Linked DNA regions of Homo sapiens: region 2 is linked to region 1. The links are chromatin loops, found by intact Hi-C in ENCODE. Cell type or tissue: right lobe of liver. All regions are shown on one strand. Links, peaks and the distances in the headings refer to the core of each region. The heading gives the core; the rest is flanking DNA. Region 1 holds the start of LOC124902883 (a long non-coding RNA gene). Region 2 overlaps LOC124902884 (a long non-coding RNA gene).

Evidence for each region. A loop is a pair of places that touch in the nucleus more often than their neighbours do. Peaks named below come from ENCODE experiments on the same cell type or tissue, not always from the same donor. Only the 100,000 strongest peaks of a DNase experiment are listed, where the experiment ranks them.
Region 2: it touches region 1 in a loop (2.2-fold over the local background); 10 of 110 quality-filtered maps call a loop at or near these places.

What each region holds. Positions count from the first base shown.
Region 1 is chr12:14,277,575-14,293,332 of GRCh38, reverse strand. It overlaps LOC124902883 (a long non-coding RNA gene), which reads left to right and starts at 7,223. Exons shown (of 2, transcript XR_007063217.1): 1 at 7,223-7,261; 2 at 8,594-8,895. RefSeq lists enhancers at 9,045-9,144, 9,175-9,384, 12,312-12,421. In right lobe of liver, for the core only: no CTCF peak of the experiment used is centred there; no DNase peak of the experiment used is centred there.
Region 2 is chr12:14,349,191-14,364,948 of GRCh38, reverse strand. It overlaps LOC124902884 (a long non-coding RNA gene), which reads left to right. Exons shown (of 2, transcript XR_007063220.1): 2 at 7,363-8,107. It also overlaps the pseudogene RPL30P11. Among named protein-coding and RNA genes, the nearest start is that of ATF7IP, 8.6 kb to the left of the region's middle. In right lobe of liver, for the core only: no CTCF peak of the experiment used is centred there; no DNase peak of the experiment used is centred there.

The sequences.
Region 1 (15,758 bases), core at 4,276-12,275:
TATGATCTCAGGGGATGTGTATGGGTTCAAGTTGACAAGGGGTGAACCTGTGATGGTTAATACTGTCACCTTGATTGGATTGAAGGATACAAAGTATTATTCCTGGGTGTGTCTGTGAGGGTGTTGCCAAAAGAGATCAACATTTGAATCAGTGGGCTGGGGGAGGCAGATCCACCCTTAATCTGGTGGGCACAATCTAATCAGCTGCCAGTGAATATAATAGTGTAGGCAGAAAAATGTGAAAAGGAGAGAGACGGGCCTAGCCTCCCAGCCTACATCTTTCTCCCGTGCTGGATGCTTCCTGCCCTCAGACTCCACGTTCTTCAGTTTTGGGACTCGGACTGGCTCTCCTTGCCCCTCAGCTTGCAGACAGCCTATTGTGGGACCTTGTGGATCCTGTAAGTTAATACTTAATAAACTCCATATATATATATATATATATCTTATTAGTTCTGTCCCTCTAAGAGAATTCTAATACAGGAGCATATAATTCTACTTTTACCAAGTGGCCAAGTCTCCTCTGTTTTTTAATTCCCATGATTAGACCCTAAATTTAAAAAAATAATAATTTCAAGAAGTCTTTTAAACTTATACTATCTTAGAGGTTTCCCAGAGAGTCCTTGGCAATCACAAAGATTTGTTTTTTTACCTCTTAGAAGGGAAGGCCAAAGTGGAATTTTGTCTGGTATCCTTTATATTTTGTAATTATTTCAACACTATTTTAAGAAGCACATAGTAAGAATTGTCAAATCAAAACAGAAGTGCGACTTTCTGTTGGTTAATTTTGAACAAGTGAAATATTACTAAGATAAATATGAGGCCAGGCATGGATGGTGGTTCACTCCTGTAATCCCACCACTTTGTGAGGCTGAGGCAGGAGGCTTGCTTGAGCCCAAGAGTTCAAGACCAACCTGACCTACATACAAAATACCCATCCATACCATTTTTTTTTTAATTAGGTGATTGTGGTGGCATGTTAACTGTGGTCCCACAGTACCTGGGAGACTGAGGTAGGAGGATTGCTTGAGCTCGGGAGGTGGAGCCTGCAGTGAGCCATGATTGTGCTACTGTACCCCAGGCTGGGTGACAAAATAGACCTTGGCTTAAAACAAACAAAGAAACAAACAAAAAACATAAATATGTTTCAGGTACTGTGTATACTTTACATGTAGGAGATTTGGCAATGCTCTCACTATCCCTAACATGTTCTTATCTTCAGGAAAATGTTTATTAATATTTAATAGAATTGTTATATATTTTTCCCTATAAAGAATTATATTCTCCGTCGGGCATGGTGGCCCATGCCTGTAATCCCAGAACTTTGGGAGGCCGAGGCAGGCAGATCGCCTGAGGTCAGGAGTTTGAGATCAGCTTGGCCAACATGGTGAAACCTCATCTCTACTAAAAATAGAAAAATTAGCCAGGCATGGTGGTGGGTGCCTGTAATCCAGCTACTCAAGAGGCTGAGGCAGGGGAATCGCTTGAACCCAGGAGGCGGATGTTGCAGTGAGCTGATAGCACGCCAGTGCATTCCACCTTGGGCAACAGAGTGAGTCTCTGTCTCAAAAAAAAACGAAACAACAACAAAGAATTTTATTCTCGGCCAGGCACGGTGGTTCACACCTGTAATCCCAGTACTGTGAAAGGCCAACATGGGTGGATCACCTGAGGTCAGGAGTTCGAGACCAGCCTGGTCAACATGGTGAAACCCAGTCTCTACTAAAAACACAAAAATAAGCTAGGTTTGTTGGCGCTTGCCTATAATCCCAGCTACTCGGGAGGCTTAGGCAGGAGAATCGCTTGAACCTGGGAGGTAGAGGTTGCAGTGAGCCAAGATCAAGCCACTGCACTCCAGCCTGGGCCACAGAGTGAGACTCCGCCTTAAAAAAAAGAATTTTATATTCCATTCTGATATTATTCGCTACTCTTACTAATTAATCAGAGCCATTCAGTCTTATCACCAACATGTGGTTCTGCTTTTCTCTCATGCTTGCTTAAATGCTCTGTCATAAGCTATAAGTAAAAATTGGGTCTTCATCAAAGAAGAACATCCTCAGAGCCTTATGAACAAGACTGTATCAGATACTCTAATTATTAATACTGCAGTGAATAAACTCGTGGGTATAGGCTTCAAGCTGGCATTGCTTATACTCTGTCTCACTATATCAGGGCACTTAACTGTGGTTTCAAGATTATTTTTAGATCAGAAGCAGATGACTCTGTGGAAACCCACTAACCCAATATCCTGTGGAGCAAGATTTACATAGAACTGAAAATCTAATAGTGACCATTTGTTTGATGAGGAATATTGTTATATTATTCCTAATGTTCTAGTTTCTGATGTGTATATGGGAAGCCCTTTATTTTCCTTCAAATTCTATCTCCAACTCTGAATGTAGAAAACTACTTTTTCAAGCTGGGTGTGGTGGCTCATGCCTGTAATCCCCACAATTTGAGAGGCTGAGGAGGAAGAATCACTTGATCCCAGGAGTTTGAGACCAGCCTGGGCAACATAGCAAAACCCTGTCTCTACAAAAAATGAAAAATTAGCCAGGCATGATGGTGCACGCCTGTAGTGCCCACAACTTGGGAGGCTGAGGTGAGAGAATTGTTTGAGCCTGGGAGATGGAGGCCACAGTGAGCATGTTCGTGCCACTGCACACCAGCCTGGGTGACTGAACAAGACCCTGTCTCAAAAAAAAAAAGAAGCCTTCAAAGTTTTATCTCAAACCTAGCAAATATATTTCTCTATGCATTTTCAGATTATTACATATTTCTTGCTCTTATAATTCTTCTTTAAGTTAACTTATTATCTGACTCATTAATGATTTAAGTAATAATCACTGACACGTGTTCATTCTATATTTATATGAAAGCCATGCTTTTAAAACTTATATACTTTTAAAATTATACACTGACACTTCTTAACAGCTTCTCTGATTTCTCTCTTCTAATTCAACCTACATACTGCTGTCAGTGTGGTCTTCCTAAAATATCATTTATGTCACTAACTCCCTTTCTTGCTGAAACCTCCTATCAACAAGATAAATTTCCAAAAGTCATCAGCCTAATATTCACAGTCCTTGACTGTTGAGCTCCAAGCACCTTTAGAACTTTATAGTCTACACAAATCTCTTTTAGGCCAAGCAAAAATACTGTACTTATTTTATTTTACCAGTTTATCATATTAAAAAAATTTTTTTTTAAATCTCATCTGAATGGCTTTCTCTGTTCTTTATCCTTCTTGGAATTTCTATTCCTTCAGGCCAGCTCATTTTATCTCAGCCAGTAGCCCCCAGTGGAAAGTGGGTAACTGAACACTTATAGCATTTAATACAATATAAAGATAATATATATTATATGTATGTATAACATGTATATACATATAATATATTACGGTATAATAAAGAGTATATCTGGTCTTTGTCTCAGTTCTTGGCATAGAGCTTCAAAAATTTTTGGAACTTCCAGAGTGACAGAAATGTCTTTGTAATACTAGGGGCATGACTCATTTTGGGCCACTAGCCTCAAGATGGTGACTGGTCATCAGAAAGATCAACCATGTGATTAGAGGATTAGATGGTTGGGACTTTGAGCCAGGCTGACCTGATTGAGTTCATTCACTTGGTCAATGATATACTCAATCAATCATGCCTACATAATGAATCTCCAATAAAAACTCTGAATACTGGAGCTCAGTGGAGAATCCTGGTTGGTGAACCTTGATGTACCAAGATGACAATTCATCCAAATTTGTTTAGGAGAGGTGACCAAAGCTCTGCCTTCCCTCCCAGAACTTTCCTTATGTGTGTCTTCAATTGATAATTCTTGAGCTGTATCTTTATAATAAAGCTAACAATAAGTAGATAATTTTCTTGAGTTGTTTTAGTAAATTCTCAAACCTGAAGGAGTTATAAAAACCTGAAATGTGAAGCCAAATTAGTCAAATGTATGGGTGGCCTGGGGACCTCTGGCATTTGTGGCTGGCATCTGAAGTAGGGCAGTCTTAAGGAAGACTGAACCATGAACCTGTGACATGTGCACTACCTCCAAGTGGTTAGTGGCAGAACTGTATGGCACTATACTCCAGCTGGGACTGAAACACAGTACATATTGAACACTGTATTATTTTAGAAGTCTACATTTTATGTATGAAGAAAACATGTTACTTCCTTTGTCTGCTTTATCCAGCCATCTTGGGAATTCTCTCCCATAGCAGTGGACTATGTAATTTTCCCCACTGGGCACAACTGTTCAGAGTGGATGCATGACCCAGCTATAGCTGAGACACCACGATTCTGTCTTTCAGAAATGTGTATAGGAATACTGAAATGTTCATATGTTGGATGGTGGTACTGGAGCAAGAGGTGTCTGGCATAGTAAGTATCCAACAGATTTTTGTTGAATGAGTAAATGAAAGAAGTGCCTGTGGCTGGGCGTGGTGGCTCACGCCTGTAATCCCAGCACTTTGGGTGGCTGAGGCAGGTGGACCATGAGGTCAGGAGTTTGAGACCAGCTTGGCCAACATGGTGAAACCCCGTCTCTACTAAAAATACAAAAAATTAGCCAGGCGTGGTGGCAGGCGCCTGTAATCCCAGCTACTTGAGAGGCTGAGGCAGGAGAATCACTTGAACATAGGAGGCAGAGGTTGCAGTGAGCCAAGACCGTGCCACTGCACTCCAGCCTGGGCAACAGAGCAAGACTCCGTCTCAAAAAAAAAAAGGAAGTGTCTGTAACTTCAGGGCTTTGATAGCCATTTCTCCCATGTACATGGAAAAGCAGAGAAAATCAGTTTTCTGAAAGAGAAGAGAATAAAGCATGAATGCTTATATCCCCCCAAAATTCATGTTGAAACTCAATCACCAATGTAATTGTATTAAGGGTTAGGGCCAGTGTGGTGGAGCACACCTGTAATCTCAGCACTTTGGGAGGCCAAGGTGGATTACTTGAGGCCAGGTGTCCGAGAACAGCCTGGGCAATGTAGCAAGTTCTTGTCTCTACAAAAATTACAAAAATCAGCCAGGAATGGTAGCAGGCACCTCTGGTCCCACCTACTTGGGAGGCTGAGGGAGGAGGATTGCTAAGCCCAAAAGGTTGAGGAGGCAGTGCACCAAGATCGTCACTGCACTCCAGCCTGTGTGACAGAGCAGAGCAAGACCCTGTCTCAAAAAAAAAGGCCCTTAGGAGGTAATTAAATAATGTAGGCAGAACCTTCATAAAGAAGCTCAAGTGAGTTGTTTACCCTTTTTACCATGTAAGGACACAGAGAAGATGCCATCTATGAAGCAGAGAGCCCTCACCAGACACTGAATCTGTTGATGCCTTTATCTTGGACTTCTCAGCCTCCAGAACTATAAGCAATAAATATCTGTTGTTTATAAATTTCCCATTCTAAGATTTTTTTTTTTTGAGATGGAGTTTTGCTCTTGTTGCCCAGACTGGAGTGCAATGGTGCAATCTCGGCTCACCGCAACCTCCGCCTCCCAGGTTCAAGTGATTCTCCTGCCTCAGCCTCTCGAGTAGCTGGGATTGCAGGCATGCGCCACCACGTCTGGCTAATTTTGTATTATTATTATTTTTTTTAGTAGAGACGGGGTTTCTCCATGTTGGTCAGTTTGGTCTCGAACTCCTGACCTCAGGTGATCCACCTGCCCTGGCCTCCCCAAGTGCTGGGATGACAGGCGTGAGCCACTGTGCCCGGCCCTAAGATGTTTTGTTATAAGAGTCCAAAAGGAGTAAGACAAAGCAGATGCAAAGTGAGAGGCAGAGACAAAAGATCATGTGGCTTTGGAAAAATGATAACTTCTTGGGTCTCCTAAAGATTTTTCTGTTCTAGATCTAGTGAAGCCTTGATGCATCCTGCCTTAGTTTCCCTTGAAATGGGCCTATATATTCCCATTATATTTCTCCATTTGACCAAGTTAGTTTGAGAGTTTCTCTGCTCCTAATGTTAAAGGATTTTTTCTAATGACAAAATCATGAATCTCAGCCAGGTGCAGGTGGCTCACACCTGTAATCTCAGCGCTTTGGGAGGCTGAGGCGGGCAGATCACTTGAGATCAGGAGTTCAAGACCAGCCTGGCCAACATGGTGAAACCCCATCTCGACTAAAAATACAAAAAACAAATTAGCCAGGCATACTGGTGCACACCTATAATCCCAGCTACTTGGGAGGCTGAGGCAGAAGAATTGCTTGAAACAGGGAGGCGGAGGTTTCAGTGAGCCAAGATCGCACGACTGCACTCCAGCCTGGGTGATGGAGCGAGACCCTGTCCCCCTGCCACCCCCCAAAAAAATTATAAATCTTATATAAATATAAAAAGAATGTGTTGAAGATTTTACTGACTCTTTCGTTAAATGAGGAAAACAGTTAAGATATTACAACAGGTCCAAAGGAGAATCCAAACAACAGGTATATGTATAAATCATAAACATTAAATTTCCAAGTGGATGTAAAACTGACTTTTGGGAGAGAAGGAAATTTGTCCCCTCACTGGACAGAATTCATCCACATGGTTATGGATAAAAATAATTTGTATTGCTTCTTGTTTTCTGCAAGATAATTTTAGTCTCTAAGGAGTTGTACAACTCTCTAGTCAAAGCCAAGTAAATATCCTTAGATGATCAGGTAATCCCAGGATTGTACCATTCCGCTGAAAGTATATCCAGAAATCTCTCTTTTTTTTGAGACAGAGTCTTGTTCTGTCGCCAGGCTGGAGTGCAGTGGCATGATCTCGGCTCACTGCAACCTCTGCCTCCCGGGTTCAAGCTATTCTCCTGCCTCAGCTTCCTAAGTGGCTGGGATTACAGGCGGGCACCACCACGCCTGGCTACATTTTGTATTTTTAATAGAGATGGGGTTTCGCCATGTTGGTCAGGCTGGTCTCGAACTCCTGACCTCATGATCTGCCCACCTTGGCCTCCCAAAGTGCTGGGATTACAGGTGTGAGCCACCACGCCCGGCCTGAAATCTCTTTTGTTTATTATCATGTTACGTGTTTCGTTATACTCATAAACGAATGATCCTTGTCTAAAGCGAGTGTTTCTCCTATCTCTATGAGAAACTCATCTGCTTTGTGAAAGATCTGCATAGGTGGAGAGAGAAAAGAAGGGAACCACTGCTGCTAACAATGGCTGAATCAATCCTAGCAACCAAAGGATAATAGAATCCTTTGAATCCAATCTCTCTAACCAGCTGGGTGCGGTGGCTCACACCTGTAATCCCAGCACTTTGGAAGGCTGAGGCGAGTGCATCACTTGAGGTCAGGCGTTCGAGACCAACCTGGCCAACATGGCGAAACCCCGTCTCTAACTAAAAATAGCCTGTAATCCCAGCTACTTGGGAGGCTGAGGCCAAGAGGCAGAAGTTGCAGTGAGCTGAGATCCTGCCATTGCACTCCAGCCTGGGCAACAAGAGTGAAACTCCGTCTCAAAAACAAAAAATCTCTCTAACCAAATTTTAAGCCACTTGAGTACAGGAAACTTGTCTTATATCGCCTAGCTTGCTTTCACAAAGTACCCAGTAAGAAACGGGTTAGAAAAATATTTGCTGCCGGGCGCAGTGGTTCACGCCTGTAATCCCAGCACTTTGGGAGGCCGAGGTGGGCGGATCACAAGGTCAGGAGATCGAGACCATCCTGGCTAACATGGTGAAACCCCATCTCTACTAAAAGCACACACACAAAAAATTAGCCGGGTGTGGTGGCGTGCGCCTGTAGTCCCAGCTACTCAGGAGGCTGAGGCAGGAGAATGGCATGAGCCCGGGAGGCAGCGCTTGTAGTGAGCTGAGATCTTGCCACTGCACTCCAGCCTGGGTTACAGAGTGAGACTTCGTCTCAAAAAAAAAATTTTTTTTGCTAATTGATTGCTCGAAGTCAGCAAATTGAAACAGGAAAGTTGTGACCCCGTTTGAAGATTTAAAACAGGAATGAGCCGGGCGCGGTGGCTCACGCCTGTAATCCCAGCACTTTTGGGAGGCTGAGCGGGTGGATCACGAGGTCAGGAGATCGGGACCATCCTGGCTAACATGGTGAAACCCCGTCTCTACTAAAAATACCAAAAAAAAATTAGCCGGGCGTGGTGGTGGGTGCCTGTAGTCCCAGCTACTCGGGAGGCTGAGGCAGGAGAATGGTGTGAACCCGGGCTGCGGAGCTTGCAGTAAGCCGAGATCGCGCCACTGCACTCCAGCCTGGGTTACAGAGCGAGACTCCATCTCAAAAAAATAATAAAACGAAATAAAAAATAAAATAAGAGAGTAAGGACAAAAACACACAAACTAAAAACAAATATTTTTCCTAGCCTGCAGTTAGCCAGAAATTGAAGAGTCTTGTGATCTAATGAGTGCCAATAAACTCATATCAAACTTTACAGGCTTTGCCATTATCATATTTCAGGAACATTAAAAAATCTCTACAAAACACATGACCAATTATACAACAAATGTCACTTATATGGTATGCTTTTATATGTATAAAAGAAAAATGTCTGTAAAACGCCTGTAAAAAATGTCAAAAGTTGCATGTACAAAGTGCTAGAAAAGTGGGCTGATTGTATCATTCTTGTTTCCTTTTCCTAACCCTCTCTCCCATCCCCAGGAAGCTACTGCGAGCGGGAAATGATAAAAGAGACCTGATAGTGGAGGCAGCTAAGCACTCACCCAGATACAGCTAAGAATGAGGCCTTGAAAATGAGGGAGGACTTCTTCCTGGGAGCTGACTGTTGGGTCAGGAAAGCGTGGCCTCCACGGAGATTCACTGGCCCAGTTTGCATGAGGAGGCCAATCACTGACCAGGGTTCCCCCATCTGCAACAGCTGCATGAATGCTTAGGCATGCTTGGGGAGATAAATATGAGACTAATGACCATAGATAATAAATTCAGAATGTTATGACAGCTAATTGAGAACTCACACATGGGCCTGCGGACTGCTCAGCCAAGGGCCCTGTCTCAATGCTGGCTGCGTTCTCCTTCCCTCCTGGTTGTGTGGGCTGTGGCCTTCTTTCTCGCCTTTAGGTGCTGCTGCTGTGTACACAACTCCTAGTGGTTCTCTTCTCGTCTGACCACACAGTCCCTCTTTAGGAAACCAGACTATGTCACCCCCAAATACGCTTCTTTGACATAAAAATTATTTTTGAGCTGAAGGCAATTGAGAAGCAGCAAACGGGGAAAAAACTCTTATCCTCTAGCTTTTCTTCCTGAAGACAGGATATAGATTCTCCCTTACTGGAGACAGCTCTACATTCCTGTCAGCCCTGAGAGGCCCCAGGAGAGTCTGCAAACAAACTTGACTCCCATGTATTTACCTTCCCATAATTTCCCATGCTTGGAAACCTAAAACCACTTTTCTTTGTCCTGTCATTTCTCTACACGTTTGTTTTTCTTTGTTGAAGATGCCTTGTAAGTGGAGTTCTAAGCCACCATTTTGAGTTACTTTTCACTGACGTTTCTCCCTTGAGATGTGCGCTGCATGCCTTAATAAACTGTTTTTCTTGTGTTAATGCGTCTTTTGTTACAGAAGTCTATTCCAAGGAAGAGCTTAGGAGGGTTGAGGAAAAACATTATCTTTCCTCCCCTGCATCCCCATCCTTCACTTTTCTTTCAGGCTCTAAAGACAAACCCATGACAGGAGGTTTTTTTTTCTCTCTCTCTTTAAGAGTTCTGTTGTTAATCACCACCACCAGGAACCAAGTAAGCGTGAAAAACCATGAGAGAAAAATGAGAAGTTGCAATGTTCTCACAAAACCCCCCCAGTTTCCAACTTAGTAAATGACAAGTGGAAAACAATTTTTGAATTTTTTCCCTCTTACCTTCATTTCTCCAGTGGACGAAAAGGTGGAGTTTTCCTTCTGTGTCACTCTCTTGCTCCACATTTAGATGTAAATTAGGCCTGAAGAAACGATTCTGGTCCAACAATAAGCATCCCTTTGGTACAAGTGGCAATTTACATCTTTCAAAACCCCTAGAACTTTTTCCCCGCCCAGGCAGAATCTTTTGTGCAAAATTGGGACCAGTATAATCCCAAATGGGTTACTTACCTCCTTTTGGAAAGAGTAGAAGAAAAACTTCAGTTTGGTATTTGGAATTGCAAATTTTGTTACTCAGGAGAAGTCTGTATGTAAAGATCTGGCTCCCTGAAAGAAGCATAATTATGAGGAAATTTGTAATTTTTTTAGAATTTTGGTTTCAGAAAAACCTCTAAAAATCTTTAAAATTAAAGATTTAAGGAACTAAAGAATTCTGATTTGGGAAAATTTTGCTCAGTAATATGAGAATTTAGTTTAATAAGTTCTTCACAAATTGAGGTGAAGTTGGGTTACAAGTGCCTAACCAGACTAGCAGTTCCCTTTGGGAAAAAAGGGGCCTTCTTGGGTTGGGTCAGAAAAATCCTTTTTCTTCTGCGACTAAAGACATTACTTTAGCATTAACTTAGGAATACTACCTGATACTTGACCAACATAAAAACAATGCTTTGTGTGATTTTACAGCAAAGTAAATTTAGTAATTCGAGACTGTAACTTTTTTTTTCTTTCCAACGTTTATTTTAAGTTCAAGGGGTGCATGTACAGGTTTGTTACATAGGTAAATTGTGTGTCACAGGGGTTTGGTGTACAGATGATTTTGTCACTCAGGTAATCAGCATAATAACTGATAGGCAGTTTTTCAGTCCTCACCCTCCTCCCACCCTCCGCCCTCAGGTAGGTCCTGGTGTCTGTTGTTCCCTTCTTTGTGTCCATGTGTACTCAATGTGTAGCTTCTACTAATACATGAGAACACACAGTATTTGGTTTTCTGTTCCTGAGTTAATTTGCTCAGGATAATGGCCTCTAGCTCCATCCATGTTGCTGCAAAGGACATGATTTTCTTCTTTTTTATGGCTGTGTAGTATTCCATGGTGTATATATACACATTTCCTTTATCCAGTCCACCATTGATGAGCATCTAGGTTCATTCTATGTCTTGGCTATTTTGAATAGTGCTGCAATGAACATACTCATGCATGTGTCAATACTGCAACTTGGCTGAGTGCATTGACTCACACCTGTAATTCCTATGCTTTGGGAAGCTGATCACCTGAGGTCAGGAGTTCAAGAACAGTCTGGCCAATATTGTGAAACCCCATCTCTACTAAAAATACAAAAATTAGTGGTAGTGGTGGCAGATGCCTGTAATCCCGGCTACTCGGGAGGCTGGGGCAAGAGAATCACTTGAAACTGGGAGGTGGAGGTTGCAGTGAGCCAAGATCATGCCATTGCACTACAGCCTGGGCGACAAGAGCAAGACTCCGTTTCAAAAAACAAAAACAAAAAAACCTCACAACTTAACTACCAGGAGAGTTGCAGATTGGATCGTGAAATAGGTGAAGCTTATGTTCTTCCCTTTCTAATGCTTTCATCCCTTTCATGTTTCCCTACTTTCCAGCTTCTTTATTTTCCAAGTCCTTCTCAGTTAGCTAATGTCTAGTAATTTTATTTTTATAATTTAAAAGTGGATTCTTAAACACCTGAGGGTGTAAAGGAAAGACTCCTGGTAGAATTGAAGCAAGGTGACCACCTATAGATATCTCTATCTGAATGCCTCATGCTGTGATATGCATCTGGTTTCTGCTTGGATGCTTAGTCACTGCCAAGTAATCTTCTACAATTGCTGTTGGCTCACTTACAGCTTGAATTATAGAAATGTTATTAAATTCTTGTTTTCCTTTCTTATCTTCCAAACAAAACATAGCAGGATCTGGCCAGGCGAGGTGGCTCACACCTGTGATCCCAGCACTTTGAGAGGCCCAGGCGGGTGGATCACGAGGTCAGGCATTCGAGACCAGCCTGGCCAACATGGCGAAACCCCATCTCTACTAAAACTAAAAAAATAAATAAATAAATAAAAATAAAAAAAATAAATTGCTGGGCGTGGTGGTGGGCGCCTGTAGTCCCAGCTACTCGGGAGGCTTAGGTAGGAGAATCGCTTGAACCTGGTGGGCGGAGGTTGCAGTGAGCTGAGATTGCGCCGCTTGCACTCCAGCCTGGGCGACAGAGCAAGACTCCATCTCAAAAAAAAAAAAAGAAGAAGAAAAAGAAATACGGCAGGATCTATGATCAGTTATTTATACCTTGACTGAAACTTTCGCTTTGTTCTGCCACTCTCAGCTTCAGTTGCCTTTGTCTTGTACTTGTGATAAACTTTCACCTAATAGACCTGGACACCTGGCCTGCCAACCCTCTTTCAGACTTGACTGAGTCAAATAATCCCAATTTATGTCAGATGAAAGCTGGGCACTGTAATCTCAAGGGAGTCCTCACGTACCCAGCCAAGGCAGGTGGATGCCGTAATCCTGAGATGGGCACTAAATGCTCACAATAGACCACTTTCAACCAGCTCTGGGCTTGAATAACTCATGAACCCAGGAAGGAGTAGCCAATGACATCACTCAGAGACCTTGCTTTCTTAATATGGGACAGATCTAGTTTACTGTATTTTGACTTCAAAGACTATCTCATTTTTTTTCTCCCCTAAGCCTCATTCCCAAGTCTACCTGAAGAGCTAAAATGAACTCTCTGTTTGGCAGTAAACACCTTTTCACTAAGCTCTCCATGTGTGCTCTCTAATAGTCTTATGTTTTTCTTCAACATCTTTGTGAAATAGAAGGCTTTATCTCTTTTCAAACAAATTTCTGGTGTCAAGGGACAGAGAGAAGAGTATTTGAGGAGTGGAGTAATGAGTAGGATAACCTTTCCATGGGCCATGAGATGTTACTTTCCTGACTCATGTCATCATAGCCAGTTGAGAATCACTAAATCTTCTTTTTTAGCATTAGCAAAGAACTGGTCAATTTTTTTTTTTTTTTTTTTTTTTGAGACAGAGTCTTGCACTTTCACCCGAGCTGGAGTGCAGTGGCATGATCTCGGCTCACTGCAACCGCCACCTCCCAGGTTCAAGCTCCTGCCTCAGCCTCCTGCGTAGCTGGGATTACAGGTGCCCGTCAAGACGCCCAGCTAATTTTTTGCGTTTTTAGTAGAAATGGGGTTTCACTATGTTGGCCAGGCTGCTCTTGAATGCCTGACCTCGTGATCCACCCACCTCAGCCCCCCAAAGTGCTGGGATTACAGGCGTGAGCCACCACGCCCAGCCAGAACTGGTCAAATTTTACGTGCTGTTCTTTGTGTTATTGATATGGTTTGGCTGTGTCCCCACCCAAATCTCATGATGAATTGTAGTTTCCATAATCCCCATGAGTCAGGAAGGGACCTGGTGGGAGGTAATTTAATCATGGTGGGGGTTTCCCCAATGCTTGTCTCACAAGATCTGATGGTTTTATAAGGGGCTTCACCCTTTGCTCGGCTCTCATTCTCCTTCCTGTGCCATGTGAAGAAGGACGTGTTTGCTTCCACTTTCTCCATAATTGTAAGTTTCCTGAGGCCTTCTCAGCCATGCTGAACTTTCAGTCAATTAAACCTCTTTCCTTTATAAATTACCCAGTCTCGGGTATGTCTTTATTAACAGCATGAATACAAATTAATACAGTTATTAAAGTCATATTAATACTTATTTGCTCCCTAAATAGAAAAATTAGCATATAGAATATACTTATTCACACTGCACAAATCCTCAGTGGTACAACAAATATACTATTGATCTGTGCTTGGCTTTTACTGGTTAGCATTCAAGAAATATGCTAATAATATAAATTTAAGAAAGTATGCCAGACATAAGACTTTTTTTTTTTTTTTTTTGAGGCGGAGTCTTGGTCTGTTGCCCAGGCTGGAGTGCAGTGGCGCCATCTCAGCTCACTGAAACCTCTGCCTTCTGTGTTCAAGTGGTTCTCCTGCCTCAGCCTCCAGAATAGCTGGGATTACAGGTGTGTGCCACCACGCCCAGCTAATTTTTTGTATTTTTAGTAGATACAGGGTTTCACCATGTTAGCCAGGATGGTCTCCATCTCCTGACCTCGTGATCCACCCAGCTCGGCCTCCCAAAGTGCTGGGATTACAGGTGTGAGCCACTGCACCCGGCCCATATATTTTATTCCTTAGAAGTCCATTCCAGGCCAGGTGTGGAGGCTCACTTCTACAATCCCAGCACTTTGGGAGGCTGAGGTGGGAGGACTGTTGGAGTCCAGGAGCTTGAGACCAACCTAGGCAACATAGTAAGACCCCGTCTCTACCAAAAAAAAAAAAAAATGTATATATATATATTAGCTACGTGTGGTGACACACGTCTATAGACCCAGCTACTCAGGAGGCTGAGGCAGGAGGATCATTTGAGCCAAGAGGTAGAGGCTGAAGTGAGCCATAATTATGCCACTGCACTCCAGCCTGGGTGACAGAGTGAGACCCTGTCTCAAATAAAATTCCATTCCAGTTTTCCGTATGTATATGGTTTATTCTCTAAGGTTTCTTTAAGTCACAGTGAAGTAGCTTCATACTCAAAATATCAGCTAGATTTTGTGCTGTTGATGACAGTGAAGGACTATGAAGAAGTAGAAGGCTAGGTTTCACTTCTATATGGTGATTATAAAAAGTTATCCATAGAAGGTAGGGAGGCTGTGCAGGTGTGGGGGCAGTAGGTACACGGGAACTCTCTGTACTTTCCACTCAATTTTGCTGTGAACTAAAACTGTTCTAAAAAAAGTCTATTTTTAAAAAAAGTTACCCAAGTCAGAGTGAAACAACAAAGAACTGACTGTGTAGGCTCCTGCCTGGGCCACATTTTGATACAAAAGATAGTTAACACAGTGAATTGTTAAAAGTATGATGGATATTGTGCAATGTGATTCACCTGCTAGAGCCAAGACTGCTATTTGTGATTAAATATCTGTTCTTGCCTCCCCCTTAGTAATAAAACCTTCAATTTTTAGTTGGACATTTGGCTTCCTAGTACAGAGGCTTCATTTTCTAGCTGCTCTTTCAGGTAGGGGTGCCAAGTGACTAAATTTCTGGCACAAAAATAGGACACAACTGGAATTGGTGAGTATTTTTTCTGGGCAGTGTACCCAAAGAGACAGAGCATACTTATTTTTTCTTTTTCTTTTTCTTTTCTTTTTTTTTTTTTTTTGCCTTTTCTTCCTAACAGCTTGGCAATTAAGCTGTATTCTCACAATTGGCTGAAAGCATCCCTTTCAGCTAGGTGTGCCATAGGGTTAAGTTATAACCAATAGGTGTAAACAAAAGTACTACCATGTACACTTCTGGAAAATTGTCTTTAAAGGGAGGTAACATAATCTTCCCGACTTTCTTCTTTTTACCAGCTAGATGCTTCAGCAGATTTGAGGAAAAAAAAAAAAAAAAAAAAAAAAAAAAATATATATATATATATATATATATTTTTTTTTTTTTTTTTGAGATGGAGTCTGGCTCTGTCGCCCAGGCTGGAGTGCAGTGGCACGATCTCCGCTCACTGCAAGCTCCGCCTCCCAGGTTCACGCTATTCTCCTGCTTCAACCTCCCAAGTAGCTGGGACTATAGGCGCCCGCCACCATGCCCAGCTAATTTTTTTTTATTTTTAGTAGAGAGGGAGTTTCACCGTGTTAGCCAGGATGGTCTCAATCTCCTGACCTCGTGATCCGCCCGCCTTGGCTTCCCAAAGTGCTGGGATTACAGGCGTGAGCCACCACGCCTGGCCAATTTGAGGAATATTTTTGAGGATGGAAGAACAATAAGATAGAAGACTGGGTCCTCGAGGACTGCTGAGCTGCTTTCAGGCCCTGCTCTATTTCTTTCCAATTTAGTACACATGAAAGAGAAAAACTTCCATCTTGTTTAAATAAGTG
Region 2 (15,758 bases), core at 4,962-12,961, 71 kb before region 1:
AGGTTGGAAGCACTAAATGATAGAATAAATGTACATATGTTTTGGCCAGGTGCCGTGGCTCAGGCCTGTAATCCCAGCACTTTGGAAGTCTGAGGGGGGGTGGATCACCTGAGGTCAGGAGATCAAGACCAGCCTGGCCAACATAGTGAAACCCCGTCTCTACTAAAATTACAAAAATTAGCTAGGCATGGTGGTGCGTGCCTGTAATCCCAACTACTCAGGAGGCTGAGGCAGGAGAGTTGCTTGAACTGGGACCTGGGAGGCCGAGATTGCAGTGAGCGAAGATCTCACCACTGCACTCCAGCCTGGGCTACAGAGCAAGACCCCTTATCAAAAAAAAAAAAAAAAAAAAAGAATAAAAGTACATATGTTTTGCAAGGCAAGAATAGCCTGAAAATAATATTAGATGGTACCGTGTGGTTATTGTTTTTTTATGTAACTTCTCATTATATGAATGTATTGGTTCAGTATTTATTTAGCAATCACTGTGTTGTAGATCTGTTAGGTGCCTGTCCTCAAGAAATCTGTACTCTAGTGAAGAAGACAGAAAACTGAACAAGAAATTTTTGTAACTAATAAGAAATTAGAATAGGGTTGTTAATACTTATTTTTATAACTGGAACCATTCAATTTACTTAAAATATAAGGTGGCCTTTAGAAATATCACCTAGGGCCGGGTGCAGTGGCTCACGCCTGTAATCCCAGCACTTTGGGAGGCCGAGGCGGGCAGACCATGAGGTCAGGAGATCGAGACCATCCTGGGTAACATGGTGAAACCCCGCCTCTACTAAAAATACAAAAAAAAAAAAATTAGCTAGTCGTGGTGGCACGCGCCTGTAGTCCTAGCTACTCGGGAGGCTGAAGCAGGAGAATCACTTGAACCCGGGAGGCAGAGGTTGCAGTGAGCCAAGATCACGCCACTGCACTCCAGCCTGGGCAACAGAGTGAGACTCCATCTCGAAGAAAAAAAAAAGAAATATCACCTAATCCAGACCTAGAGAATTAGAAAAGCCTTCCTAGAAGAGGTCATCTCTATCATGATAAATGATTTAATTAATTTTTTGCCTAAAAGTTGGACCTCATTGGGACAGCAATGAGGAATCATTTAAAAGGTTTTAAGTCGGGATATAACACAATTAAATTTGCATTGTTTAATCGCTAAATGTTGTAACATCATTAGCACAGTCCTTAGCATATACTCAATAAATTATAGATGCTCAATTATAATTTATTTATTATAATTTTCATAGTACATCAGTGCTCAATTATAAGTAGATGCTCAGAAAATTAGAAATATTGATATTAAATGTTACACTCCATAATAATAAGAGAAATTGGATTGGAATACTAGAGCCCATTATGTTTCTCTTTTTATGTCTTCTGTAAGCATATAAAAAAGAATCATTTTTATAATAGTCTATTCTTTTTTTTTTTTTTGAGACAGAGTCTTGCTCTGTTGCCCAGGCTACAATGCAGTGGCGTGATCTCAGCTCACTGCAACCACCACATCCCGGGTTCAAGCAATTCTCCTGCCTCAGCCTCCTGAGTAGCTGAAATTACAGGCGTCCACCACCGCGCCCAGCTAATTTTTGTGTTTTTAGTAGAGACAGGATTTCACCATCTTGGCCAGGCTGGTCTCAAACTCCTGACCTCATGATCCACCCGCCTCGGCCTCCCAAAGTGCTGGGATTAAAGGCGTGAGCCACCACATCTGGCCTTCTTTCTTTTTTTTTTTTTTTTTTTAAGACAGTCTTGCCCTGTTGCCCAGGCTGGAGTGCAGTAGCACGATCTCAGCTCACTGCAACCTCTGCCTCCCAGGTTCAGCGATTTTCCTGCCTCAGCTTCCTGAGTAGCTGGGACTACAGGCACACTCTACCACGGCCGGCTAATTTTTTGTATTTTCAGTAGAGATGGGGTTTTGCTATATTGGCCAGGCTGGTCTCGAACTCCTGGCCTCAGGTAATCTGCCCACGTCAGCCTCCCAAAGTGCTGGGATTACAGGCATGAGCCACCATGCTTGGCCTATGATAGTCTATTCTTGATTATCCATGCTAATAGCAAATGGAAAAATAATTCAGCATAACCACAGATTTATCAGTTTTCTTAGATATGCTCATATTCTAGACTTGCCTCCTGAAGACTCCAACTAGACAATTTTATTGGATTCGAATCTCCTCAGATATCCTCAACCACAGTTACAGTCTCTTCAGCCATGCAAACCCGCTGGTTGACCTAATCAACTATTCATTGATTTGTTCAATGAATACAATATTTATAATGTCTCACAAACTATTCTGGGCACTGGGGATGCCCAAAGGAAATGACACTGTTTCTCATGGGGAAAGAGTTGTAAATACAGATAAACATTATGAGATCATTAATATTTTGGTGGTATGTCTTAAGCATAAAAAAATTCTAAAATGAGAGAACCTAAATCTTCCTCATACTATATGGGAAAACTTCACAGAGGAAGTGATACTTGACCTGACTTATGATGTAGAACTTTGTACCTAGGCTGTCAGACTAGGTACAAAAGAAAGTATTCAAGTTAGAAAATAACAGAAAATACAAAAACAATGAAGAATGAAAAAAGCTGAACTTAAGACTTCTAGGTAGGACCACATTTAAAATATTTATCAATCCCTATATCACTGACCAATCAGAATGGAAGCAGGCTTGAAGACTTCCCTCCCCCCACCCTATTTTGTCAGGTGTTAATTCTTTAGTTGTAGGATCTTGAAGAGGTCCAGAGGCTCTTCAGCTGGGGACTGAGCCTGACTTGGTGGTATGAAGGGTGTGGTAGGATGGGGCAGCTACTTACCAGTTAGTACAAAAGGATTTTCATATTTTATCTACCATTATGTTTTTATTGGTATATTTAGGCTAAAATGATACAGGCTAAATATAATTTTCCTAGGAAAAAGTGCTAGAGTAAAGTAGGATCATAGAACCTGTCTCACAAAAAAAGAAAAAAAAAAAAGACCTAAACTAAAATAATAAATATAAACCAATACATTTCAGTTGTAGCAACTGAACAAAGAAAACAGAACTTTTTAAAAACAGCATAGGCCGGGCGCGGTGGCTCACACCTGTAATCCCAGCACTTTGGGAGGCCGAGGTAGGTGAACCACCTGAGGTCAGGAGTTCGAGACCAGCCTGACCAACATGTTGAAACCCCATATCTACTAAAAATATAAAATTAGTCCCACGCCTGTAATCCCAGCTACTTGGGAGGTTGAGGCAGGAGATTTGCTTGAACCCAGGAGGCAGAGGTTGCAGTGAGCTGTGATCATGCCATTGCACTCCAGTCTGGGCAACAAGGGCAAAACTCCATATCAAAGAAAAAAAAAGAAAAACAGCATAAACTCCGAAAAGCCATTGAAATGGAAAACTGAAGTTTCTGAGTACAAAATAATAAAACAGGAAGCTTAATCTAGTGCTTTCAGGTTCTGAAGGCTTACTACCTGAATTGAAACCTTGGCTCTACTTCTTACTTGTTTAGTGTCCTGAAATTCTCTACGCAAATGTTTCCCAGTCTATAAAATGGGGATGATAAAAATAGCCCTCCCGAGCAAGCACAGCTCATGCCTGTAATCCCAGCACTTTGGGAGGCAGAGGCAGGTGAATCACTTGAGCCTAGAAATTCCAGACCAGCCTGGACAACATGGCAAAACCAGTCTCTACAAAAAATACAAAAATTAGGCTGGGTGCAGTGGCTCATGCCTGTGATCCCAGAACTTTGGGAGGCCAAGGTGGGCGGATCACTTGAGGTCAGGCGTTCAAGACCAGCCTGGCCAACATGGTGAAACACCGTCTCTACTAAAAATACAAAAGTTAGCCAGGTGTGGTGGTGCATGCCTGTTATCCCAGCTACTCGGGAGGCTGAGGCAGGAGAATCGCTTGAACCTAGGAGGCAGAGGTTTCAGTGAGCCAAGATGGTGCCACTGCACTCAAGTCTGAGCAACAGAGTGAGACTCGGAATCAAAAATTAATTAATTAATTAATTAATATAAAAATTAGCCCAGTGTGGTGGTGCATGCCCGTGGTCTCAGCTACTTGAGAGGCTGAGGTGGGAGGATCGCTTGAGTCTGGGACGTGGAGGTTGCAGTGAGGGGAGACTGGGCCACTGCACTCCAACCTGGGTAATGGAGTGAGATAGTCTCCAAAATAAAAATAAAAAAAATATGGCTAGGCGCAGTGGCTCACGCCTGTAATCCCAGCACTGTGGGAGGCTGAGGCCAGCAAATCATAAGGTCAGGAGTTCAAGACCAGCCTGGCCAACATGGTGAAACCCCCGTCTCTACAAAAAATACAAAAAAAATAGCTGGGCGTAGTGGCAGGCGCCTGTAATCCCAGCTACTCGGGAGGCTGAGGCAGGAGAATCACTTGAACCTGGGAGGTGGAGGTTGCAGTGAGCCGAGATCGCACCACTGCACTCCAGCCCGGGTAACAAAGTGAGAGACTTCGTCTCAAAAAAAAAAAAATTATATATATCCCTGATCTCTTAAGGTTATTATGAAGACTAAATTCTGGTAAAATACTTGGAGTAATACTGGATATATAGTGATGGCCCAATAAATATTATCTAAGAGTAGTAGTAATAGTAGTACTTGTAGGAGTAGTACTAATACATAGTTCAGCTTGAACAGTTTCTATCAGTACTCCCCACCCTCCCATTAAGAGAGAAGATGAATCAACAACAACCTGATCATTTTTATTATTGTCCTCAAACTTGCAGAGAAGTTGAATGAGGTGTTAAATAGGCAAATTTGGAAAAACTTAAGAAACAACTCTTGAGAATAGGAAAATGACCTCCATGATCCTCACCTTCTGGTGATCACAGTCTCTATAATCCTCTTCTCTTGAGCGAGGGCAGAACCTGTAACTTGCTTTTAGCCAAGAATTTTGCAGATGTAATAAAGAACCAAATAAACTGATTTGGGGTTAACCAAAAGAGATATTATCTTGGGTGGACCTGACTTAATCTGGTAAAAGCCCTTTGAAAAGAAGCTGGATCCTCCCTGAGGAGAGAACTTTTCCTTGCTTGCTTGATGAAGAAAGCAGCCATGTTGAATAAGCCTATATGGAAGGTTACCACAAGTGGCCTGTAGGTTCTTTGGGTAACCTCTAGGACCTGAGAGCAGGCTCCAGACAACCAGGAGCAAAAAAAAAAAAAAAAAAAAAAAAAAGCCCGGTCCCTCAGTCATATAGTCCTGAGGAAATAAAAGCTACCAACAAACTGAATGAATTTAGATTTTTCTCCAACCAAGCCCCCAGATGAAAATACAACCCAGGTAACACCTTGATTGCAGCCTCTGAGACCCTGAGCAGAAGATACACCTATGGCCCAAACTCCTGACCCACAAAAGCTGTGAGATTATAAATGTGTATTGTTTTGTTACTAAGTTTGTAGTAATGTATTACCCAGCAATAAAAAACTAATACAGGAAGTAATTAGAGAAGGGAAAGGGCATCATTACCATCTTCCAACATAGATAGGCTACCTAAATAGGTGAAATGGTTCTTATTAGAAGATATTGAACTAGGACTCACTGAAAAGTATAGAACTGGTATTGCAGTTTTAGCTAGGTAAGAGGGACCTCTGTCCTGGTCCCCACAAAAGATATTTTTAAATGAGCAGCTGTCTAAGATGGCCAGGGAGTGAGAAAGAAAGGAGTTTCCACAATGCAAAGCTCTTCGGGGCAGAGCCGGGATGCCAGGTGAGACTCTGGGCCTTCTTCTTTTTTTTTTTTTTTTTTTTTGAGATGGAGTCTCACTCTGTCACCCAGGTTGGAGTGCAGTGACGCCATCTCGGCTCACTGCAAGCTCCACCTCCTGGGTTCACACCATTCTCCTGCCTCAGCCTCCTGGGTAGCTGGCACTACAGGTGCCCGCCACCATGCCCAGCTAATTTTTTGTATTTTTAGTAGAGATTGGGTTTCACCACGTTAGCCAGGATGGTCTCGATCTCCTGACCTCGTGATCCACCCATCTCAGCCTCCCAAAGTGCTGGGATTACAGGCATGAGCCATCGCACCTGGCCCTTTTTTGTTTTTTTTTTAGGAAGTGGGTTTTGACCATGTTGCCCAGGCTGGTCTCGAACTCCTGAGCTCAAGTGATCCTCTTGCCTCAGCCTCCCAAAGTGCTGGGATTATAGGCGTGAGCCACCATGCCTGAGACTCTGGACTTGTGAGTTAGTTTTGTAACAAGTTAAGACTTTGAGGCTATTGGGATGGAATGGATGTATTTTGCATGCGAGGACATAAATTTGGGGAGCCAGGAACAGAATGTTATAGTTTGAATATGTCCCCCAAATTTCATATTCAGTGTTGGAAATTTAATCCCCAATGCAACAATGTTGACAGGTGAGACCTTCAAGAGGGGATCAGGTCATGAAATCTCTGCCCTTATAAATGAATTAATGCTGTTATCTTGGGAGTAGTTTGGCTCTTTTAATAGTAGGCTCCTGATGGCCAGACACGGTGGCTCACGCCTGTAATCCCAGCACTTTGGGAGGCTGAGGTGGGTGGATCACGAGGTCAGGAGTTCAAGAACAGCCTGGCCAAGATGGTGAAACCCTGTGTCTACTAAAAATACAAAAATTAGCCAGGTGTGGGGGTGCATACCTGTAATCCCAGCTACGCAGGAGGCTGAGGCAGAAGAATCACTTGAACCCAGGAGGCGGAGGTTGCAGTGAGCTGAGATTGCATCACTGCACTCCAACCTGGGCGACAGAGTAAGACTCTGTCTAAGAAAAAAAAAAAGTTGGAGCTCTCTCTCTCTCAATATGCACATGTGCATATGATCTCTTGCCCTTCCACCTTCCACCATGGAATGACGCAGCAAGAAGGCCCTTGCCAAATGTAGGCCCCTCAACCTTAGACTTCCCGGCCTCCAGATCTGTAAGAAATAAATCTGTTCTTTATAAATTACTGCCTCCCAGGTATCCTGTTATAGCAGCACAAAATGGACTGAGGCACAGGGATTTCAATTGACTTGTATGGTTGAAGATTTGAGGGAATTACCATTTCTCATGTTCTTGCTTTGATTAGTGATTAATTTTCCATTAAATAAAAATTGTATAATATCCTTTTCACAGATTTTATGTGGTTAATGCTTGAGAGAAGTCTACTCACTTTTATTCTTTACAGTTTTTGTTTTTGTGTTGTTTTTGTTTTTTTGAGACAGAGTCTTGCTCTGCCACCCAGGCTGGAGTACAGTGGCGCAATCTCAACTCACTGCAACCTCTGCCTCAAGAGTTCAAGTGACTCTTATGCCTCAGCCTCTTGAGTAGCTGTTATTACAGATATGCACCACCATGCCTAATTTTTTTTTTTTTTTTTTTTTTTTTGTATTTTTTAGGTATGAGACACCACACCTAGCCCTGAAGCTGCTCTTGGTTGGGGGTCATCCCACACCTAAGAAAGAAAGATGATGGCTCTAAAGAAGATGAAAAAGTCATTGGTGTCAATCAACTCTAGGCTCCAACTCATTATGAAAGGCAGAAAGTAGGCTGGGCACCGTGGCTCACGCCTGTAATCCCAGCACTTTGGGAGGCCGAGGCAGGTGGATCATGAGGTCAAGAGATCGAAACCATCCTGGCCAATGTGGTGAAACACCATCTCCACTAAAAATACAAAAATAAGCTGGGCGGGGTGGTGCGCAACTGTAGTCTCAGCTACTTGGGAGGCTGAGGCAGGAGAATGGCTTGAACCCGGGAGGTGGAGATTGTAGTGAGTCGAGATCGCGCCACTGCACTCCAGCCTGGCAACAGAGCGAGACTCCATGTCAAAAACAAAAACAAAAACAAAGAAAGTGTAAAGTATGTGCTGGGGTACAAGCAAACTCCAAAGGTGATCAGACAAGGCAAAGTGAAATTGATTATGCTCACCAACAACTGCCCCACTTTGAGGAAATCCAAAATAGGATACTGTGCCATGTTGGCCAAAAGTGGTGTTCATTACTACAGTGGCAATAATATTGAATTGGACACAATGTGCAGAAAATACTGCAGAGTATGTGCACACTGATCCAGGTGATTCTGATATCATTAGAGGCATGCCAAACAGATTGGTGAAAAGTAAATGATGCAAAATGTTTCTTTTACGAAACTTGCGAAGGCTGGGTGCAGTGGCTCAACCCTGTAATCCCAGCACTTTGGGAGGTCGAAGCGGGCGGATCACCGGAGGTTGGGAGTTCGAGACCAGCCTGCCCAACATGGAGAAACCCCATCTGTGCTAAAATACAAAATTTGTCGGGTGTGGTGGCGCATGCCTGTAATCCCAGCTACTCCGGAGGCTGAGGCAGGAGAATCGCTTGAACCCGGGAGGCAGAAATTGCAGTGAGCCAAGATTGCGCCATTGCACTCCAGCCTGGGCAACAAGAGCGAAACTCCATCTCAAATTAAAGAAAGAAAGAAAGAGAGAAAAAAAAAGAAAGGAGGGAAGGAAGGGAGGGAGGGAGGAAGGAAGGAAAGAAAGAAAAAGAAAGAAAAGAAGAGAGAGAGAAAGGAGGGAGGGAGGGAAGAGAAGAAAAGGAAGGAAAGGAAAGAAAAACTTGTGAGAGCAAAGTCCAGAGTTTCATCTGACTCATCTATGAGTGAGACTCAAGGCACAATTCATTCTGTGGCAAATTCCTTTCCAGCTGTGAGCCTGTGAAATTAACAAGTAACATGCTTCTAAAATACAATGGTGGGACAGGCGTAAGATAGACATTCCCCTTCAAAAAGGGAGAAATAGCCATAAAGAAAGGGGTAACAGCTCCCAGGTAAGTCCAAAATCTAACAGGGAAAACAACATTAAGTCTTAAAGCTGGAGAATAATCTTTGCCTCCATGCTCCATATCCTGGGCACACTTGAGGGCATGGGGCTGGGCCTCCAGGGATGTAGGCAGCCCTACCCCTATGGCTTTGCTGGGCTTAGTCCAACCATCAATTCTTACAGGTTGGAGACTCCTGCCTGCAACTTTCCTAGGCTGGGAAAGATGGGAGCTGCATGCTGGTGGCTCTACAGTTCTGTGACTTTGAGGGCTGTCCCACTCCCGTGCCACAAAGTATTACTCTAGTGGGGGCTGTTACAATTACTCTGCCCAAGATAAGTAATTGCCTGGGCCCCTACAACAGGCTTTCTACAACATTCTTTGAAGTCTAGGTGGAGGCCATTATGGCCCCATAGCTCTTGCATTCTGTATTCCTGCAGAATTAGCACTCCATGGATACTACCAAAGTTTATGGCTTGTACCTTTTGGAGCAGTGGTTTCAGCCAGCTAACCTCACTTGACTCACAGCGGGGATAGGTGAGGAGCACTGCATTAGAGTTCAAGAAACAAAGTCTCAAGGTAGCACAGGGCAATGAATGCTGAGGTCCCTCAGGTGTCTCACTGGAAACCTTGCATTCAAGGTTTTTTGTTTTTTGTTTTTGTTTTTTTTTATTGATCATTCTTGGGTGTTTCTCGCAGAGGGGGATTTGGCAGGGTCATAGGACAATAGTGGAGGGAAGGTCAGCAGATAAACAAGTGAACAAAGGTCTCTGGTTTTCCTAGGCAGAGGACCCTGGGGCCTTCCGCAGTGTTTGTGTCCCTGGGTACTTGAGATTAGGGAGTGGTGATGACTCTTAACGAGCATGTTGCCTTCAAGCATCTGTTTAACAAAGCACATCTTGCACCGCCCTTAATCCATTTAACCCTGAGTGGACACAGCACATGTTTCAGAGAGCACCGGGTTGGGGGTAAGGTCATAGATCAACAGCATCCCAAGGCAGAAGAATTTTTCTTAGTACAGAACAAAATGGGGTCTCCTGTGTCTACTTCTTTCTACACAGACATAGCAACAATCTGATTTCTCTATCTTTTCCCCACATTTCCCCCTTTTCTATTTGACAAAACTGCCATCGTCATCATGGCCCGTTCTCAATGAGCTCTTGGGTACACCTCCCAGACGGGGTGGCGGCCAGGCAGAGGGGCTCCTCACTTCCCAGAAGGGGCGGCCGGGCAGAGGCGCCCCCCCACCTCCCGGATGGGGCGGCAGCCAGGCGGAGGCGCCCCCCACCTCCCTCCCTGACGGGGTGGCTGGCCGGGCAGGGGTTGCCCCCCCCACCTCCCGGACGGGGTGGCTGCCAGGCGGAGGGGCTCCTCACTTGTCAGACGGGGCGGCTGCCGGGCAGAGGGGCTCCTCACTTCTCAGACGGGGTGGCCGGGCAGAGATGCTCCTCACCTCCCAGACGGGGTCGCGGCCGGGCAGAGGCGCTCCTCACATCCCAGATGGGGTGGCGGGGCAGAGGCGCTCCCCACATCTCAGACGATGGGCGGCCGGGCAGAGACGCTCCTCACTTCCTAGACGGGATGGCGGCCGGGAAGAGGCGCTCCTCACTTCCCAGACTGGGCAGCCGGGCAGAGGGGCTCCTCACATCCCAGACGATGGGCGGCCAGGCAGAGACGCTCCTCACTTCCCAGATGGGGTGGCGGCCAGGCAGAGGCTGCAATCTCGGCACTTTGGGAGGCCAAGGCAGGCGGCTGGGAGGTGGAGGTTGTAGTGAGCCAAGATCACGCCGCTGCACTCCAGCCTGGGCAACATTGAGCACTGAGTGAACAAGACTCCATCTGCAATCCCGGCACCTCGGGAGGCTGAGGCTGGCAGATTACTCCCGGTTAGGAGCTAGAGACCTGCCTGGCCAACACAGCGAAACCCCGTCTCCACCAAAAAAATACGAAAACCAGTCAGGCGTGGCGGCGCGTGCCTGCAATTGCAGGCACTCGGCAGGTTGAGGCAGGAGAATCAGGCAGGGAGGTTGCAGTGAGCAGAGATGGCGGCAGTACAGTCCAGCTTCGGCTCGGCATCAGAGGGAGACCGTGGAAAGAGAGGCAGAGGGAGACCGTGGGGAGAGGGAGAGGGAGAGGGGGAGGGAGGGAGGGGGAGAGGGAGAGGGAGAGGGAGAGGTGCATTCAAGGTTTTATCTTCCCTCAAAGATCTCTGAAATGCCTTTGGGGTCATTTTTCCAGTGTCTTGATGAATAGAATCTGGCTTTCTTCTATCCATATTAATCTCTTTACCAAATAATTGCTTGGCCATGCTCTTAGTCTTGTCTCCTAAACATGCTTCTTTGTTCTATACATGGACAGGTTGAGTTTTCCAAATCTTTTCATTATGATTTTCTTTTAATTATACATTTTGTCTTCAAATCGTTCCTCTCTTCGCTCATTTTATTTAAAGTGGCCAAAATAAGCCATGTAGCACCTTAAATACCTTGCTACTTAGATACTTCTTTTGCCAGATACCCTAGTTCACTGCTCTTAAGTTCTGCTTTCCACAAAGTCCTAGGACATGGACATAATTCCACCAAGATTTTTACAACTGTGTAACAAGAGACATTATTTGGCTGTGTCCTCACCCAAATCTCATCTTGTATTGTAGTTCTGATGATCCCTGTGTGTCATGGGAGGGACCGGTGGGAGGTAATTGAATCATGGGGTTGGTTACCCTCATGATAGTGAGTTCTCATGAGATCTGATGGTTTTATAAGGGGCTTTTCCACGTCTTTACTCATACTTCTCCTTGTTGCTGCCATGTGAAGAAGGACGTGTTTGCTTACTGTTCCACTGTGATTGTATTATGCTGGTGCAAAGATAATTGGGGTTTTTGCCATTAAAAGTCATGTTTCCTGTGGCCTCCCCAGGCATGTGGAACTGTAAGTCAACTAAACCTCTTTCTTTTATAAATTACCCAGTCTCGAGCAGTTCTTTATAGCAGTGTGAAAATGGACTAATACAGTAAATTGCTACTGCAGAGAGTGGGATGCTGCTGTAAAGATACCTGAAAATGTGGAAGTAACTTTGGAAATGAGTAACAGGCAGAAGTTGGAACAGTTTGGAGGGCTCAGAGGAAGACAAGAAGATGTGGGAAAGTTTGGAACTAACTAGAGACTTGTTCAATGGCTTTGACGATAGTGATATGGACAATGAAGTCCAGGCTGAGGTGGTCTCAGATGGAGACAAGTAACTTGTTGGGAGCTAGAATAAAGGTGATTCTTGATATGCTTTAGCAGAAGGACTGGTGGCATTTTGCCCCTGCCCTAGAGATATGTGGAACTTTGAGCTTGAGAGAGGTGATTTAGGGTATCTAGTGGGAGAAATTTCTAAGTGGCAAAGTATTCAAGAGGAAGCAGAATGGCTGGGCACAGTGGTTCATGTCTGTAATCCCAGCACTTTGGGAGGCCAAGGCGGGTGGATCACCTGAGGTCAGGAGTTTGAGACCAGCCTGGCCAACATGGTGAAACCCCGTTTTGAACCTCTATTAAAAATACAAAAATTTGCAGGGCATGTTGGTGTGCACCTGTAATCCCAGCTACTTGGGAGGCTGAGGCAGGAGAATTGCTTGAACCTGGGAGGCAGAGGTTGCAGTGAACCAAGATCGCACTATGCACTCCAGCCTGGGCAAGAGTGAAACTCCATCTCAAAAAACAAATAAAAAGGAGTAAGCAGCACACAAAAGTTTGGAATATTTGTAGCCTAAAGATGAGATAGAAAAGAAAACCTCATTTTCTGGGGAGAAATTCAAGCCAGCTGCAGAAATTTGCATAAGTAATGAGAAGCTGAATGTTAATCACTATGACAATGGGGAAAATGTCTCCAGGGCATGTCAGAGACTTTTGAGGCAGCCCCTCCCATCACAGGCCTGGAGGCATAGGAGGGAAAAGTGGTTTCATGGTCCAGGCCCAGGACTACACTGCTCTATGTAACCTCAGGACATGGTTTCGAGAGCCCCAGCTGCTTCAGCTCCAGCTGTGGCTAAAAGGGGCCAAGGTACAGCCCAGGCCATTGCTTCAGAGGGTGCAAGCCCCAAGCCTTGGTGGCTTATATGTGGTGTTGGGCCTGCAGGTGCACAGAAGTCAAGAATTGAGGTTTGGGCAGGTGAATCACCTGAGATAGGGAGTTTGAGACCAGCCTGGCCGACATGATGAAACCCTGTCTCTCCTGATTATACAAAAATTAGCCGGGCATGGTGGCACCACCTGTAATCACAGCCACTTGGGAGGCTGAGGCAAGATAATCACTTGAACCAGGAGGCGGAGGTTGCAGTGAGCTGAGATCGCGCCATTGCACTCCAGCCTGAGCAACAAGAGCTAAACTTCATCTCAAAAAAAAGAATTAAGGTTTGGGAACCTCCGCCTAGATTTCAGAGGATGTGTGGAAATGCCTGGATGTCCAGGCAGAAGTCTGCAGCAGGGGTGGAGCCCTCATGGAGACCCTCTGCTAGGGCAATGCAGAAGGGAAATGTGGGGTTGGAGCCACCACACACAGTCCCCACTGGGGCACTGCCTAGTGGAGCTGTGAGAAGAGGGTCACCATCCTCCAGACCCCAGAATGGTAGATCTATTGACAGCTTTCACTGTGTGCCTGGAAAGGCCACAGAAACTCAATGCCAGTTATGAAAGCAGCTGGGAGGGGGGCTATACCCTGCAAAGCCACAGGGACAGAGCTTCCTAAGGTCATTTGGGAGCCCACCTCTTGCATCAGCATGACCTGGATGTGAGATATGGAGTCAAAGGAGATCATTTTGGAACTTTAAGGTTTAATGACTGCCCTATTGGATTTTGGACTTGCATGGGACTGTAGCCCCTTTGTTTTGGCCAATTTCTTCCCTTTGGAACAGGTATATTTACCCAATGCCTGTACCCCCATTGTATCTAGGAAGTAAATTTAAAGATTCATAGGTGGAAGGGGTTTGCCTTGTCTCAGATTAGGCTTTGGACTTGGACTTTTGAGTTGATGGAATGAGTTAAGAATTTGTATTTGGGGGACTGTTGGAAGGGCATGATTGCATTTTGAAATGTGAGGACATGAGATTTGGGAGGGGCCAGGGGAAGAATGATATGGTTTGACTGTGTCCCCACCCAAATCTCATCTTGAATTGTGGTTTCCATAATCCCCACATGTTGTTGGAGGGACCTGGTGGGAGGTAATTGAATCATGGAGGAGGTTACCCTCATGCTGTTCTGATGATAGTGAGTTCTCACAAGATCTGATGGTTTTATTGAAAAAAACTTCCGCCTCCCTTTGCTCCTACTTCTTGCTGCCATCATGTGAAGTAGGACATGTTTGCTTCCCCTTCCACCATGATTGTAAGTTTCCTGAGACTTCCCCAGCCATGTGGAACAGTGAGTCAATTAAACCTCTTTCCTTTATAAATTACCCATTCTTGGACAGTTCTTATAGCAGCATGAGAACAGACTAATACAAAAAGGATGACATTTACTCCAGGTTCCAGTACCTTCTTCCTCAGTTCCATCTAAGATATTGTCAGAATGGCATTTACCATCCATATTTTTACCAGTATTCTGATCACAACCACCTAACTAATCCCTATGATTTAGAATCTCTCAAAAGCTCAGCTTCTTCTGAGCCCTCACTAGAATTGCCTTTAAAACTCCATTCATGGAAATCTAAGCTCTTTCTAACCTGCTTCTCCAAATTCTTACAGCCTCTACCCATTACTCAGTTTGAAAGTCACTTGCTTATTTTGGGGTATTTATTATAACAACAATCCTACTTCTAATACCAATTTTCTCATTTAGTCCATTTTGGGATGCAATAACAGGATGCCTGAGACTAAGGAATTTATAAAGAACAGAGATTTATTTCTCACAGTTTTGAAGGTGGGGATGTCTAAGATCAAGGGGTCCTCATCTGTTGAGGGCATTCTGGCTACATCATCCAATGCTAGATGGCAGAGGGCAAGAGCGCACATGCAGACATTGAGAGAGTGAGAGAGAGAGATCAAACTTATCCTTTTATCAGGAACTCATTCCCTCAATAACCAACCCACTCCTGATATAATAGCATCACACTTCATGAGGGCAGAACTCTCATGACCTAATTACCTCTTAAAGCACCCACGTCTCAACATTGTTGAATTGGAAATTAAGTTTCCAACACATGAAGTTTGGGACACATATTAAAACCCCAGCACACTGCAATCTTATATTCTTTATTAAATGAAGAATCAATTATTTATTGCAAAACATCATCTGCACACAATAAAGTACACAGGCAATTATTAGGACAGTGCCACATATTATGTTGTTTTAAAGCAAGACAAAATGAAAATTTTGAAAGAATGTAAGAAATACTACATGGATCTAAATATTGTTTTTAGAAATTGTGGAAATCTCAATATGAGAATGATTAATGAAAGTAAGGTATTTTATAATATTTTCAGAGAGAATAACTTAAAATATGGACCACATTATAGTGTGAACACAGTATGTAAATATCTTCATTCTTTTTTTTAAACTAAATATACCTTAACAATGTTTTTGACAACTCTAAGTGTTACAACACAATTAAGTTAATCAAAATGGAAAGTTGTGGGAAAAATGAACTACCTAAGAACTATAATTATCTATAGAAAAGTTGCCTAATTTTGCTATAATTTCACTAGAACTAAAATTATGTAAAAATCTTGATTTTTAGCAACATTTTGTGATATTGCAGAGATGAAGACAAAAATGCTTAATGGAATAAATATACAATATTTTATGACATGTTTCTTTTTATATCTTGCAAACAATGCTGGCTCGTCAACATGTGTGGAATACCTAAACTTCTGCAATGATAAATTCAGTCACCTTCCACATTTTGCTGCCAGTCAATATGAATGGAAGTCCTTATCCTTATTGGTGAGCACAGGACTCTACATTCATTGCAGTTCTTTTTGTTTTTTTTTGTTTTTTTTTTTTTGTTAGACAGAATCTCTCTCTGTCACC